Linked DNA regions of Homo sapiens: region 1 is linked to region 2. A link is a loop called in an ENCODE intact Hi-C map of the cell type or tissue named here. Cell type or tissue: HCT116. All regions are shown on one strand.

Evidence for each region. Hi-C counts contacts between places; a loop is a spot of excess contacts. Peaks named below come from ENCODE experiments on the same cell type or tissue, not always from the same donor. Only the 100,000 strongest peaks of a DNase experiment are listed, where the experiment ranks them.
Region 1: it touches region 2 in a loop (2.6-fold over the local background); 3 of 110 quality-filtered maps call a loop at or near these places.

The regions. Positions count from the first base shown.
Region 1 is chr10:90,224,184-90,232,183 of GRCh38, reverse strand. No RefSeq gene overlaps it. Among named protein-coding and RNA genes, the nearest start is that of LINC01375, 270 kb to the right of the region's middle. In HCT116, no CTCF peak of the experiment used is centred here; DNase peaks (open chromatin) are centred at 4,773 and 5,410; H3K27ac peaks cover 5,550 bases.
Region 2 is chr10:90,316,495-90,324,494 of GRCh38, reverse strand. No RefSeq gene overlaps it. Among named protein-coding and RNA genes, the nearest start is that of LINC02653, 220 kb to the left of the region's middle. RefSeq lists enhancers at 4,014-4,747, 4,748-5,483. In HCT116, no CTCF peak of the experiment used is centred here; a DNase peak (open chromatin) is centred at 4,784; H3K27ac peaks cover 5,283 bases.

The DNA of each region.
Region 1 (8,000 bases), 92 kb after region 2:
GTAGTCTTGAATGATCTTTTGTATTTCTGTGGTGTCAGTTGTAGTATCTCCCATTTTGTTTCTAATTGAGAATGTTTGGATTTTCTCTCTTCTTTTCTTGGTTAATCTTACTAATGGTTCATCAATTTTATTTATCTTTTCAAAGAATCAGCTTTTCGTTTCATTTATCTTTTGTATTTTTTTCATTTCAATTTCATTTAGTTCTGCTCTGATCTTGATTATTTCCCTTCTTCTTCTGGGTTTAGGTTTGGTTTGTTCTTGTTTTTCTAGTTCCTTGAGCTAGTGACCTTAGATTGTCTGTGCTTTTTCAGACTTTTTGATGTAGGCATTTAGGGCTATGAAATTTCCTCTTAGCACTGTCTTTGCTGTATCCCAGAGGTTTTGATATATTGTGTCACTATTGTCATTCAATTCAAAGGATTTTTAATTTCTATCTTGATTTCATTTTTGACCCAATGATCATTCAGGAGCAGGTTATTTAATTTCCATGTATTTGCATGGTTTTGAAGGTTCCTTTCGGAGTTGATTTCCAGTTTATTCCACTGTGGTCTGAGAGAGTGCTTGATATAATTTCAATTTTCTTGAATGTATTGAGGCTCATTGGGTGGCCTATCATATGGTCTGTCTTGGAGAGAGTTTCATGCACTGCTGAATAGAATGTATATTCTGTGGTTGTTGGGTAGAATGTTCTGTAAATACCTGTTAAGTCCATTTGTTCCAGGATATAGTTTAATCCATTGTTTCTTTGTTGACTTTCTGTCTTGATGACCTGTCTAGTGCTGTCAGTGGAGTATTGAAGTCCTCCATTATTTTTGTGTTGCTGTCTATCTTATTTCTTAGGTCTATTAGTAATTGTTTTAGAAATTTGGGAGCTCCAGTGTTAGGTGCATATATATTTAGGATTGTAATATTTTCCTGTTGGACAAGGCCTTTTATCATTTTATAATGACCCTCTTTGTCTTTTTTAACTGCTGTTGCTTTAAAGTTTTTTTTGTCTAATGTAAGAATAGCTCCCTCTGCTCGTTTTGGGGGTTTATTTGCATGAAATGTCTTTTTCCATCCATTTACCTTATTTGTGTCCTTATGTGTTAGGTGTGTCTCTTGAAGGCAGCAGATAGTTCATTGGTGAATTCTTACCCATTCTGCCATTCTATATCTTTTTAGTGGAGCATTTTGGCCATTTACATCCGATTTTAGTATTGAGATGGGAGGTACCATTCCATTTATTGTGCTATTTTTTGCCCGTATACTTTTTTATTGTATTTTTGTTTCTTAGGTTCTGTGAGATTTATGTTTTAAAGAGGTTATGTTTTGATGGGTTTCCAGGATTTGTTTCAAGATTTAGAGCTCCTTTTTGCAGTTCTTTAGAGCTCGCTTGGTAATGGTGAATTCTCTCAGCGTTTGTTTGTCTGAAAAAGACTGTATCTTTCCTTCACTTATGAAGCTTAGTTTTGCTGGTAATTGTTTTGTCTGAGGGGGCTGACGATAGAGCCCCAATCTCTTCTATCTTGTAGGGTTTCTGCTGAGAAATCGGATGTTAATTTGTAAGATTTTTCCTTATAGGTTACGTGGTGTTTTTTGCCTCACAGTGCTTAACAGTCTTTCCTTTGTCTTAACTGTAGATAACCTAATGACAGTGTACCTAGGCGATGATCTTTTTGTGATTAATTTCCCAGGTGTTCTTTGAGCTTCTCGTATTTGGATGTCTAGTTCTGTAGCAAGGCTGAGGAAGTTTTCCTTGATTATTCTTCCAAATATATTTTCCAAAGTTTTTGATTTTTCTTCTTCCTCAGGAACACCAATTATTCTTAGGTTTGGTTGTTTAAAATGATCCCAGACTTCTTGGAGGCTTTGTTCATATTTTCTTACTCGTTTTTTCCTTGTCTTTTGTTGGATTGGGTTAATTCAAAAATCTTGTCTTCAAGCTCTGAAGTTCTTTCTTCTGCTTGTTCCATTCTATTTCTGAGACTTTCCAGAGCATTTTGCAATTTTGTAAGTGCATCCATTTTTCCTGAAGTTTTGTTTTTTATGTATGCTATCTATTTTATTAAATATTTCTCCCTTCACTTCTTGTATCATTTTTTTTTTATTTCCTTACATTCGGCTTGGCCTTTCTCTGGTGCCTCCCTGGTTAGCTTAATAACTAACCTTCTGAATTCTTTTTCAGATAGATCCAGGATTTCTTCTTGGTTTTGATCCATTGCTGGAGAGCTAGTGTGATTTTTGGGGGGTATTAAAGAATGTTGTTTTGTCGTATTACCAGGGTTGGTTTTCTGGTTCCTTCACATTTGGGTAGGCTCTGTCAGAGGGAAGGTCTAGGACTCAAGGCTGTTGTTCAGTTTCTCTTGACCCATGGGGTGTTTCCTTTGAGGTAGTACTCTCCCTCTTTTCCTAGGGAAGTGGCTTCCTGAGAGTCAAGCTGTAGTGATTGTTATCGCTCTTCTGGATCTAATCACCCGGCAAGTCCACCAGGCTCTGGGCTGGTAGTTGGGGTTGTCTGCACAGAGTCCTGTGATGTGAACAATCTGTGGGTCTCTTAGTCATGGATACCAGGACCTGCTTCAGTGGAGGTGGCAGGGGGGTGAAATGGACTCTGTGAGGGTTCTTAGCTTTGGTTGATTAATGCATTATTTTTGTGCTGGTTGGCTTCCTGTTGGAAGGTGGTGCTTTCAAGAGAGCATCAGCTGTGGTAGTATGGAGTGGAACAGGTGGCAGGCCTAAACCTCTTTTTTTCTAAATAAATTACCCAGTCTTGAGTATTTCTTCATAGCAATATGAAAATGAATGGAGTGTATGTTGTAATCCCTTGAACAACCACTAAAAATAGTGGTTTAGCCAAAAAGCCAATAAAAAAATTATAATTAAAATATGATACATATTCAGTACTTAGGCAAGGAATGGAGATAAGAGAAAGAGAAAACAGAAGGGATAAATAAAAAAGTAATAAAATGGCAGACCTAAATCTTACCATACGAATGATTCATTAAATGTTAATGAATGAAGCACTTCCAGTTAAAGTGCAGAGATTATCAGGGGGATAAGAAAGCAAGACCCAATCAACTTAATGCTATCCTTAAGAGATGCACTTGAAATATAAAGACACAAATAACTTGAAAGTAAAGAGTTATAAAATATATATATATATATACCACAAAAACATAAAGCATTAAAAATGAGGGCATAAAACTACTAATAGAAAACATAGAGGAAATGCTTGATGACATTGGTCTGGGCAAGTATTTTTGGATAGTACTTCAAGGTCACAGGCAACAAAAGCAAAAATAGACAAATGGGATTACATCAAACTAAAAAGCTTCTGCACAGAAAAAGGAACAATCAACAGAGTAAAAAAAATCAACCTACAGAATTGGGAGAAAATATTTGCACACTATACATCTGACAAGGGATTAATATCCAAGATTTATAAGAAACTCAAACAATAGCAAAAGCAAATAACCCAGTTTAAAAGTGAGCAAAAGACTTGAATAAATATTTCTCAAAAGAAGATACACAAATGGCCAACAGGTATTGAAAAAATGTTAAACATCACTAATCATCAGGGAAATGCAAATCAAAACCACAATGAAATATCACCTCACCCCACTTAGAATGGTTATTATCCAAAATACAAAAGATAATAAGTGTTTGCAAGGATGTAGAGAAAAGGGAACCTTTACACACTATTGGTGAGAATTAAAAATTAGTGCAGCTATTATGGAAAACAGTTTGGAGGTTCCTAAAAAATTTAGAAATAAAACTACCATATGGTCTATAATCCCACTACTGAGTATATGTCCAAAAGAAAGGAAATCAGTATGCCAAAGATATATCTACACTCCAGTGTTTATTGCAGCATTATTTACAGTAGCTGAGATGTGGAATCAACCCAAATATCTACCAGTAGATGAATGGATAATGAAAATGTGGTATATATACACAATAGAATACTATTCAGCCACACAAAATAATAAAATCCTGCCATTTGTGACAATATGGATGAACCTAGAGGACATTATGTTAAGTGAAATAAGCCAGGCACAGAAAGATAATTACTGCATATTCTCTCTCATATGTGGAATCTAAAAAGTTGATCTCATCGAAGTAGAGAGTCAAATAGTGGTTACCAGAGGCTGGGATGGTTGGGAGGATATGGGAAGATGTTAGTCACAGGATGCATAATTACAGTTAGATGAGTTGGATGGGGGAATAAACTTTAAGGGGTCTATTGTACAATAAACTGATTATAGTTAATTACAATATATTGTATTCTTGAAAAATGTGAAGAGTGGATGTTAAATGCTCACCACAAAGTTGTAACTATGTGAGTAATGCATTTCTTTGCTAGCTAGGTTTACACATTCTACAATGTATATATACTTCAAAACACGATATGGTTTTATACATGATCAAAACATACAATGTTATCTGTCAATTAAAAAAAGAAAAGCTTGTTTACATGAAGCAAAAATTGAAAGAATTAAAAGGAAAAAGATAATTATATCACCATAGTTAGAGATTTCAATACTCCATTTGATAAAACAACTAGACAAAAACATCAGTAAAAACAGACAACTTGAACAACACTATCAGCTATCTTGATCTAAAAGTTAGGGAACAGTAGACCCAACATCTGCATTATAACACATTTATTTCAAAACCGCATGGTACATTCACCAAGATGAATCACAAGGAATAAAACAAATCTCATCATCAGAGGTTTGTGGTGAATGAGTGGGCGAGTGACTTTGATCAGGTAGATATGTTTCTGAAAACCCATTATGAGTGGAGCATTGTCTAGGAAATTACAAAGGAAGGTGATGACTCAGTTCTTCCCTCAAAGTTGGCATAATATAATGAGATTGGGCCAAGATAATGGTGGATACATAAGTGCCAGTGACCCAAAAATGAACTTGCCTGATCCACAGGAGCTTTATTCAGGACTGCATGCCACATATATGGAAGAAATATTTTTAGAAAACACATTAAAATTGTCTACAAGTCATTTATTTATGGTGCCAGAAATTGCAGTTAGCTGGATTTGTCTACTCCCTTTCAGGAAAATAGGAGCTTGATAATATTTATCTTCAAGGTTTCAGGTCTGAGGGCAGGCAAATTGTGAAAAATAGGAATGTTTTCTTCCTGTCTTTTACCCTCTGAGACCATGTGACCCAACAGAAATATAATGAAAACCACAAAGGCAAGCCACATATGCAATTTTAAATTTTCTAGTATCTACATTGAAGGAAATACAAAGAAACAAGAGAAATTGATTTTAGTAATACATTTTATTTAAGCTAATGTTTTAAAAAATATTACTTCAAAATGCAATAATTATAAAAGTTATAAATGAGATAATTGGCATTTTTATGTTGCCTTAATGAAATATGATGTCTGGGGGCAGGGGGTGTATGTTTTACAGTCCGTCTTAATTTGAACTAACCACATTCAAGTGCTCAAAAGTCACATGTGGTTAGTGTCTGCCATATTAGATAGCATGGCTCTAGTAAGTAGCAGAGAGAAAAAAAAACACTATTTATTTTTCTCTACTCCATCTTCTATGCTGTTAGAACCTACCTTTGAGCTAAGATGATCCATGCGCTCTCCACCCTCTAACAACACAGATGTTGCCGATTATACCAACAGGGCCAGGAAAGGAGCATAAACCCAGGTTAAGCCAGAGGAGATAGGAAGGGTCTTTTCACTGCCTTGGAGAGCCTCTGTCTTGATCTGTCCTGTCCTGTCACCATGTCAAGAACCCTTGTGTATGAATTGCAGAGAGTGTAAATTAAAATACATAAAAATTGTTAAAGCAATATAATTATCAAGAACATGGCTCTGGGAGTAAACAAACCTGTGTTTCAATGCTGGCTCTGCCACCACTAGCTTTAAGTCCCTGAAAAAGTGATCTAATTGCTCTCAGCTTCAGTTTCTTTATGTGTAAAATAGGAATTATAATAACTATTTTGTAAGATTGTTGTAAAATCCTACAGGGATATATTATACATATGTAAAATGCCCGGTGGAGTTCATAGCACACAGACACTCAATGATTGCCAATGCTGTTGTTTTGGTTGTTGCTAGTGCTCAGAGAAGAGAATTTGTTAACCAAGCACACTCCATAAAATGTATACCCTGGAGAATTTTTGTAAAATTTTTCTGACAGTGATATTAGCATAGCTGACATAGAAAATCTGACGTAATAACATTTCCAGTGATAATCTCAAAAATTATATCCAAATAAGAACAGACCTACACACATAGATATAGCTTATGTTAAAATCCTAACATTTTAAACTTGATATCAGAAAGTCCTTCCAATTATGCAAAACTTTTCACTTCTGTTTTAAATTTTAAGGTAATTCTCATAGTAACTTCCATACACTGCTGCAAATGGTACACAAACATTTCAAAAGAATTTTTAAATATGTTGCAAAGACATTATACAAAATTTAGCAGAAATGCTGCAAGTCATAGTGAAGACAAATCTTTCATGGAGAACTAAAATTGTACATAGCCAGAAATTTTAAATTTGAAAAACATATATATATATATATATATATATATATATATATATATATATATATATATATATATAAATTGAGTGCTCCGAGGGGGGAGAAGGTATTGTTAACAAATCCTTCTGAAAAATAAGTAAATTATTGAGATTAAGCAATAACTCAACAAATCAGAAGAAAATGATGAAATGGGAATGACAGAATGAGACTGGGAACAATTTCTTCAGTGTTATGAGATTAGAACTTGCTCAGCTATTACCATCTGTTGATTATAACACTGAGTTCTTGTTATTTCATAAAAAAAAAACATTTGCTCTGGGGAAAGGTTGAACCCCTAAGGCCTGGGGCTGAGGCAAGTTTAAATAGATTGCAAATATCTGCTTATAAGCTAAGTTCAGGCTGCAGTGAGGAACAGGCCAGGATTTCACACTTTTTGGTAGAAGTAACCCACAATTTGCCAGAGTGCATTGTTGGATGCTTAACATTAAAGTTTGTCTTAGTCCATTTTGTGCTACTATAACACAATATCTGAGACTGGATGATTTATGAAGAAGAGAAATGTATTTCTCACAGTTCTGGAGGATGAGAAATCAAAGATCAAGGTGCCGGCATCTGGTGAAGGCCTTCCAGCTGTGTGAATGAAGCAGAATGAAGAAGGGTAAAAGAGCAATTTCATGGTCATAAGCCCTTTTCATAGCAGACTTAATCCACACATGAACTAAACACTTCCCAAAAGGCCCACCTGTGAACACTGTAGTTGCATTGGGAATTAAGTTTCCAACACATGCATTTTGGGGACACATTCAGTCCATAGCAAAGCGTTAACTTATTAGAAATTTTAGCAGCTCTGAGATTTCTAGAGCCTGTAACATACTATGTTCATTGTGATTTTCCAAGATTCAAAAAATGTATTAGTGTTTCCCAAACATAGGCGACCACAATGCTCGTGTTTCTTGGAGCATTTAGAAAAGCAGGCTACTGTTTCATAGACACATTTTTGAGACTCATGGCTACTGTCAGATAAACAGACACAGCCTAAAGTCTGTCTCATAAAACTGCCTCATAATCCCCGCTCCACCTCTTCCCATACCAACACACATCAGATATAGTTTTATGATGAATTACATAAAAATTTACCAAATGATTTTTTCCTAAAATTTAGTTGCAATGCTTTTTATGACATATTTGCCATCTATTGTCATGTAACAAATCCTCAAAATTTCGCAGTTTAAAATGACAGACACTAATTATCTCACATTTTCTGTCAGTCAGGAATCTGGGCACCACTTAGTTGGGTGTTTCTGACTCAAGCTCTTTCATGAGCTATAGTCAAGATGTTAGGCAGAGCTGCAGTCTCATGTGGATGAGATGACTGAGGTCAGTTAATTTGTGTACAAGCTCATTCACATGGCTGTTGACAGGCCTTGGTCACTCACCCCATGGGCTACTCCATAGGACTGCCCTACAATATGGCAGCTGGCTTCC
Region 2 (8,000 bases):
AGAGGGACAGGAGAAAGGCAGCAGAAGCAGATTTGAAGGACACCTGTACATGCCTCTCCCATCTTCAGCAAGATTCATAAAGAAACAGAGTATTTTTAAAAAAGAAAATAAAAAACATTGTGGAGTTGCAGTGAGAGGAAAAGGCTATTTAGAGAACATTGTCAAAAGGAGATTGGCCATGAGTTGAAGTCCCAGCTCATCTATTTAATAGATAAATGATCTTGTACAAGTTATTTTCCCTCTCTGTGGCGCAGTTTCCCCATTTGTAGTAGGGAAGCAATCATCCTGCTTAATTGGTACTTACTTCACAGGCACTGAGAACAGCTGTTCAGCCAGAGAGATCTCTGGGGAGGCTCCTAATGGACAGAGACTATGTGGTTCTTCTGAGCAAACTAAAAATAAAATAATCAATAGCTTTGTATTGGGAATTGATTACAAAGATATTTCAAATCTCTGAGAGTTCAAGTAAGAAGAGTTTGTACTGAAAAGTATAAATATAAAGTTCTGGCATGGGGACAAGATGAACCCTCTGTCTAGCACATTTCATTTAGGAGTATAGAATGGTTAGCTTTGGTAGAGGAACTAGTCAGAGAAAGGTATGTATCATACCATGAGAAGTAATAGGAAGGGGCCTGCAAATCACATATTCATTCATCCATTCACTCATTCATTCATTCATACATTGAGCATTTACTGAGTATCTACTACCTGTGTTAAGTGCTAGAGTTATATCAATGAACAAAATTCCAACCTATAGTTGGGTAGAGGAGCCAGTCATTTGACAAATAAGTGCATATATAATTTAATTTTAATAAATGTGTCTCTGAGAAGCACACTATACACGGAATACATAAAATCAAAACCCTGAGAGTTTACAAAAAGTTTCCCAAAATCCAAGTTGAGATAAAAAAGATGAATAAAAATTGATCAAGTGAATAAGAAAGAAAAGAAAATTCCAGACAATGAGATGAACATGTGGGAAGACCCTGATCCCAGAGACAGACTGGTATCTGTGGGAAACTGAAAGTTGATCAGACAGTAGATTCAGAGGAGCATGTGCATGCAGGAGAATCATTTCAAACAAAGCTGAAAAAGCAGGCAGCAAAAATGTGTGGAAGGGTGAAGGGGTAAGGACCTATCAATGGCTGCTGTAAATTCAATAGATAAATATAAATTTTGTTTGTAACATTTAGGAGCAAAGTGGCTAAGGTATGAAAATTTCCCAGGACCCTTAAACTAAAACAAAGGGAACCCAGTCTGCCCTGACGCATGGCCACGTGGGACAGGGACAGAGAGAAAGATCTATGCAAAGAACATCTGTGCAGATGAGTGCAGAGAAGATCCTCAGATTATAAGGAAACAGAATACAGGGAGCTGAAGCTTTTCCTAGAAAAAAGAGATGAAAACCATTTGGCTTTGTGGGAGGAGATTATAGAAAAAACTAAGACAAAACTGAAATACTGCAAGAAAAAGTGAGGAGAAGCACAGATAGCTGAGGAGTAAAAAGAAATAGTTTTCTGACATAAAAATTTCTAGAGGGGAAGCAGGCCAATTCTTCTCCCCTAAGATTCTTAGAAATAGGAGGGAAAAAGCTACAAGACTGAGAAAAGTAGGTTAGTAGGCCCCGTTTACAAGAATCTTAAAATGCAATAATAAAATGGTAGTGGCTAACATTTTGACCATTTACTGTAGGCAAGGAGAACTATCTATATTATTGTGTTTAATCCATCTAGCAACCTGGTACCCAACCTGATTAGGCACCATGATTGCTTCCCTATTACAAATAAGAAACTGAGCCATAGAGAGGGGAAATATAACTGTCCAAGATCATTTATGTTTTAAGTAGATGAGCTGGGACTTAAACTTGTTGTGACTCTAGAGCTTGGTAAATAATACTTTACTGGCTTTCTACATTGCCTTCCCTAGAAAGGAGGAAATTGTACAAAGACAATGGTAGATTGAAGAGCTTCAGATTCAAGAAGAAAGGAATAGTGAAGAGGAGTTAACAAAAAGCTTGGCAGACATTTATCAATTCATCACACGAGGGTCATAGATTATTTCTAGTTGGATGGTCCAGGACACTAAGATGGATTCTTTCAGTGCTAGTATTTTTTAAATACGAAGTTCACACATTCATGAGATCCAGTTAGTCCAGGTCTTCTTTTCTAGCTTAATACAGTGCAAAAATGTACCATCAAGAGTTATGGAAGAGGATAAAAAAACACATTTCCTCAGCTGGCCTTTTGGAAAGGTGATGAACTCCTGTTTTCAGAAAGCCCGACTTTGCATCCTTTTGGCCAGATTTCTCACCAACTGACTAGAGAACAGACTGAGTTTTTTAAAAAATAATTTTCCCTTTCATTTTTAATAATAGTTATAACATTTTATGACTTTTCTTACAAGCTCCGCTAACTGAAGGGAAAATTACAAGTTTAGATGATAAACTTATAAGAATAATGTCAAAGTAACATGGGGATGACTAGGGATCAGTTTTGGTGCTGTTTAGTATACTTACATTTGCTTGTGTGCAATCAACCTTTTTATGTGGTGACATCTATTTGCAGGTAATACTAAGTCTCAGGTACCTAAATCTACAATGGCATTAAAATGTGATTGTCTTTATTGATCCAAGGGAAATAGTCTTGATACTGACTTAGTAGTAAATTAGAAAATTGTTCCTTGGTAGTAAATCAGAAAAATAAAAAACACAAATGAGTTTTATATTTTTTGATATCCTGAGCCACACTCAACATGAACATGGTTGCTGAAGAAAGCTAAAAGTTTAATTTCATGTGAGTTCTTCAGGCAACATATTATTCAGAATTTTTCTTATTTCACAATCCCTTACCATTCAGCTGATTCTTTGGATGCCTTTGCTCATTCACTCAGTATGCTGGTGATGCACCAGTAAGCACAGTCCATACCAATGAGACGTTAGCAGTCTGAGGGAGGATCTTAATGTCTCTTAATATTTCTTAAAATAATTAAATATTTCCATGGCAAATTTTTTACTGTTGTACAATGTTTCAGAATTCAGCTCCTAACCAATAATAAGTTATGATTCTATTATTCCTTCAGAAACAAACAAGCATCATTTCTAGAAAGGTGGGTAGGTGTCCGCCATAATAAAATGCCCTAAACTGGATGACTCACAGTTGTAGAGACTGGAATTCCAAGATTAAGGTGCCAGCATGGTTGGTGTCTGGTGAGGGCCTTGCAGACGGCCACCTTTTTGATGTGTCCTCACATGGTGAAGACAGAGAAGTCTTTCTTTCTTCATCTTCTTTTCCCTCCTAGCTTTATTAAAGTATAATTGACAAATAAAAATTTTGTATACTCAAAGTATACAACATTATGATTTGACATACGTATATTTTTGTGTAATGATTACCACAATCAAATTAATCAACACTTCTATTACCACACATAGTTGCACTTTTGGTTTGTCCAAGAGAAGTGAGGACACTTAAGGTCTACTCTTTTAGCAAATTTCAAATAAACAATAAAGTATTAACTATAGTCACCATGCTGTATATTGGAACTTATTCATCTTAGAACTGAAAGTTTGTACTCTTCAACCAGACCAACATCTCCTCATTTCCCCCACAGCCCGGAATATGTAAGACCTGAAACTGTAAAACTCCTAGGAGGTTTATATGTTCATGCCTGTAGTTCCAGCTACTTGGGAGGCTGAGGCAGGAAGATAGCTTGAGCCCAGGAGTCTGATGCCATGGCTATGATTGTGATACTGCTCCACTAAACTCCAGCCTGGGTGACAGGGTAAGACCCTGTCTGTCTAAAAAAAAAAAAAAAGGATGGGGCAGGGGGATGCCCCTTGACATTGGCCTTGGCAAGGATTTTTTGGATATCACTCCAAAAACACAGGCAAAAAAGCAAAAAATAAGAATAAACAGACGGGACTACATAAAAGTAAAATGCTTCTTCACAGCAAAGGAAACAATCAACAAAATGAAAGGCCAACCTACAGAGTGAGAGAAAATATTTGCGAACCACATATGTGATAAAGGTTTAATATCCAAAATATATAAGGAACTCATACATCTCTTTCTCTTCTTTTAAGGCCACAGTCCTACGGGATTAGGATCCTTCCCTATGACTTCATTTAACCTTAATTACCTTCTAAAGACCCTATTTCCAGATACAGTCACACTGGGAGTTACAGCTTTAGGATATGAATTCCAGGGGGAAAGGGGGGGCATACAGTTCAGTCCATATCAGTTAAGAACGTTATAAAGGCATTTGTCCACAAATCTTTCAAATCTGATTAATTTATTAATTGGTATTAATACAAACTTGTGTTAAAAAGGACTTAAGGTCATCTGGTTTAATTTTCTCTTAAAAACGGAAACTCCTTCTCTAATCGGGGTGTTTCTAAAGAAAATACTCGAGGATTTCTTGATTTCTATGTCTCTATGTTACCTTTTATTCTTCATAAGTAAAAGTAATAATTTAATATCTTTTAAAAGTTTTTCACTATCTGAAAACACCCAAATCAACTTGCAAGGACTGCGCTTTTAAAACAGTAAGTTTTATAAGGATATATATTTTTTTTCAGTTGTATTTCTCAATTGAGTGAAAAAATATGTAGTATTAAATCTCTGTTCTCTTGCTTCACTTTCCCTTTTACTCCGAGGGACAACAAAACAGTACTGGCTAACTACTCTATTAATGGTGCACTCTCCAGGAACTGCAGTCCCCACTGTGCTGCCATTACAAGTAGTCAGAAAAGGTCATTGTGACTTAAAGTGAGCGCTGCAGGTGAAACAAGCTGGATCCATGAGTCAGTGATGACTCATTCTCAGATCATTCTGCCATGCGAAGCTTAACAGCATCTGGTATGAAAAACTCCACAGACATGCCAAGTTATTCACAATTGTTTCATGTACATTATTTCCAGTCTTCAAATTTAACAAATGTTTATTATTAGTTTATCGTAAACAGGGACTGTTCTCAGTCAACAAACATTTACTGAGCTTCATCTCTGTGCACTGGATGGCACTGGGGATAAAATACAAATAGGATATGCAGTGACTTCTACAGTAATGAGAAGGAAACCCCAGAGCCTTGGCCAGTGCAGATAAAACCTGGCCTTTTCTTTGACTCCACACCAGCAGAGACTCAGACACCCACATGTTCTCCTTCATGAATACTCACAGACTTATCATTACCACCTGCTTCAGCACCATCAAGGCTCAGCTCATGGTGCCATTGATTTCTGCTTCGAATCACCAGAGCAGCCCAGACTCCCAGGTCATCCTTTATCCCTCAGATTTTTATCTTCCTGTCACTTCATACAAATAACTCCTAATCCATCGCCCATGCTACTTCAAGCTCTGAAACCCTTCCACTGTAAATTCTTAGACTCAAGATCAATCGGGAGCAAAATCTCCCGTATCTTCAGACTATTCTCTGAATGCTTCCTTTGCCATCTTGCTAAAAACTGGGTCACCCTAAGCTCACTGCTTTCCTTGTAGAACCCCTAAGTGGAGGGTATTTTCTCTCTAAAACCCTCTTGCTGCTGGTCTCTGAAGGAGATTGTTATATGCCTTCCTTGTCATCACCACTTCAGACCACTTCTCTTTCCCATTTCCTGACTTCCCCTTTCCTGCTACTGCTACACACACACAGAGCTTTACACAACAGGTCATCCAACTAGAACACCGACTGGTCCTTCTAGTTGTGCTCCTCTTCAGATCCCCAGATTACTCTCTCACTGCCTAAAGCTTTTAGAGCCTGGCTCAATGAACTCTTTCCAATTCTATTATTGCCATCATTTTTGGTGGTTTTTAATATTCATGTCGATGATCCTTTCAATGTCTTAATCTCTAAGTTCCTTGACACTCTATCTTTCAAGAATCTATCTCTCAACCATAGTTTACCCATTTACCTCCAAGGTCACACTTTTGGCTTTATTATTACCATAAACTACAAATAATCTAGTCTCATGGTTACGAAGGATTTGTACTCTGATGACCCTCAAATTTTATCGTCAGCTGCATATCTTCTCTGAAATTAAAAATTACAAACTAATTCATAATTTGCCTATATGTACCTGCTATGCTCATTCACCGCAAGAGTGTGCTAGGCCCAACAGTATTGTATTTAAAGATCAGAAAATCTTAGCTTTATTTCCAGCTCTGATACTTACCTTTATATGCAAGTTGTTGTTCCCAATTCCTCTCTGTTCCCTATAAGAGGATTATACTCCCCCTGCTTCTAGCAACAGGCTTGGATATGTGACTTGGTTTAGTGAAAGAAATATAAACAGAGTGTTTTATGCTAAGTCTTAGCAAAAGCTCTAAGAGCCATATGTGGTTCCAGCACTGCTCTTTTTTTCTCTGCCATACAACGGAGAAAGGGCTGCTTCTTCAGTGTGGATCCTGGAATCAAGAAGATGTAGGACACAGTCAAAGGTAGTTTACAACTGCACTTATGTGAGTGGGAAATAAACCCTTGTCATTGTAACCTACTGAGTTTGGGGTTCATTGCACAGCATAATCTAACAGATTTGGATGTGTCAGAGTTTCCTAATTTATGCAATGAGGACAATAATGATATAACTTTCTTGTCCATGTCAGAAAGTTGTTGATGGGATTAAGTGAGAAATACATATGAAAAATGTTTTATAAAATTCTACTATGCTATTAGCATTATTACTGGAACTGGAAATATATGGAATTTCAAGATCTAAAGTTATTTATGCTTCTTTATCCCTGCACACAAGCCATTCAATGGAAATACAGCATGTGAGATATGCTAACGTGAACAAATCATGATTTTATTCTTTCTTATTTACTAAAAAAGTAAGGCTGATGTTTAGAATATCAAGAATATTAATGAGACGTAGAAAAACTGTACCCTTAAGACTTCATTCCTTCAAGATAATGCCTGCCTACCTCTCTGCCCACACACATTTATTAGATACATCTCATTTCTTTTCTCTTTTCCTACGCTATGCCATTGTGTTGCATTTACAGGACTTCAAGGTTGTGTCTGAAGTTTTAGAACTCTGAGTTACCTGAGAGACATCCCAAGGAGCTTATGCCAGTGGGTGTGGGTGGCAGAGGCTGCGCATTGCAGAGTTACTAGGCACAAGGTTGGAAACATCATTCTGCCCCCACTTCCCTGCAGAGGAAGGGCATGCCAGTGGGCTGAGAGGAAGTGCTGCATGCTGAGATCAGTGAGCTGGTGCCTGTTGGGGAGGCGTGTATGTCATTTCATTAATCTTCACCTCAACCTTACCATGTTTGTGCCATTATTCCCATTCTGCAAATGAGAAAATTGAGGCTTTACATGTTGGAGGTTTTTGTATCAGTTGGTAAGAGCCAGAAATGGTTCCACAACCCAAGGCTTTCTGCTCCAAATTTCTAAGTTTTTTACTATCACGTGCTTTATCTGGACCTTTCCTTTTATATCTGGTGTCCTGGACAGTTCCAAGGTAAGTGCCCATTTTGGCCATACCATTTAAACACCTTCCTTTTTAGCATATAAATAATTCAGGCTTCAACAAGAACCTCTGGATTTTGTTTTGCGTCAGGGGATTTGAGGAGCATGCAGAGAAGGTCAAATAGTAATTATGATTCCAGTTAATGTTTCTAAAATGAAAGTTTCATTAGATATGAGAGAGAGTCTACATTTGTTCACACAGCATAGCTGAAATGTGACTGATAAGAAAATTTAAAAAATATATATAAAGAACAGAACTTTCTCTAAGCTTAGCTCTGGTAAGTATAGAAAATAAGGTAATTATTAAGAATAGGGTAAAATGGCTTCTGTAATAGAAGATAGTATTGTTATTATTCCCTGATAGGTATTTATTACTAGTTATTTGTCTCACTGAGGGACTATTCACTTCTTCTCTTCCATTTGGCTTGTGTAGACCAGTAATCCAGGTGGCTGGCCTCAATGGTTTTGATAAATAAAGAAGTCTGAGCCAGCTTCTGCTTGTGCATTTGCCTTGAAGTCACCTCAAAGATGGG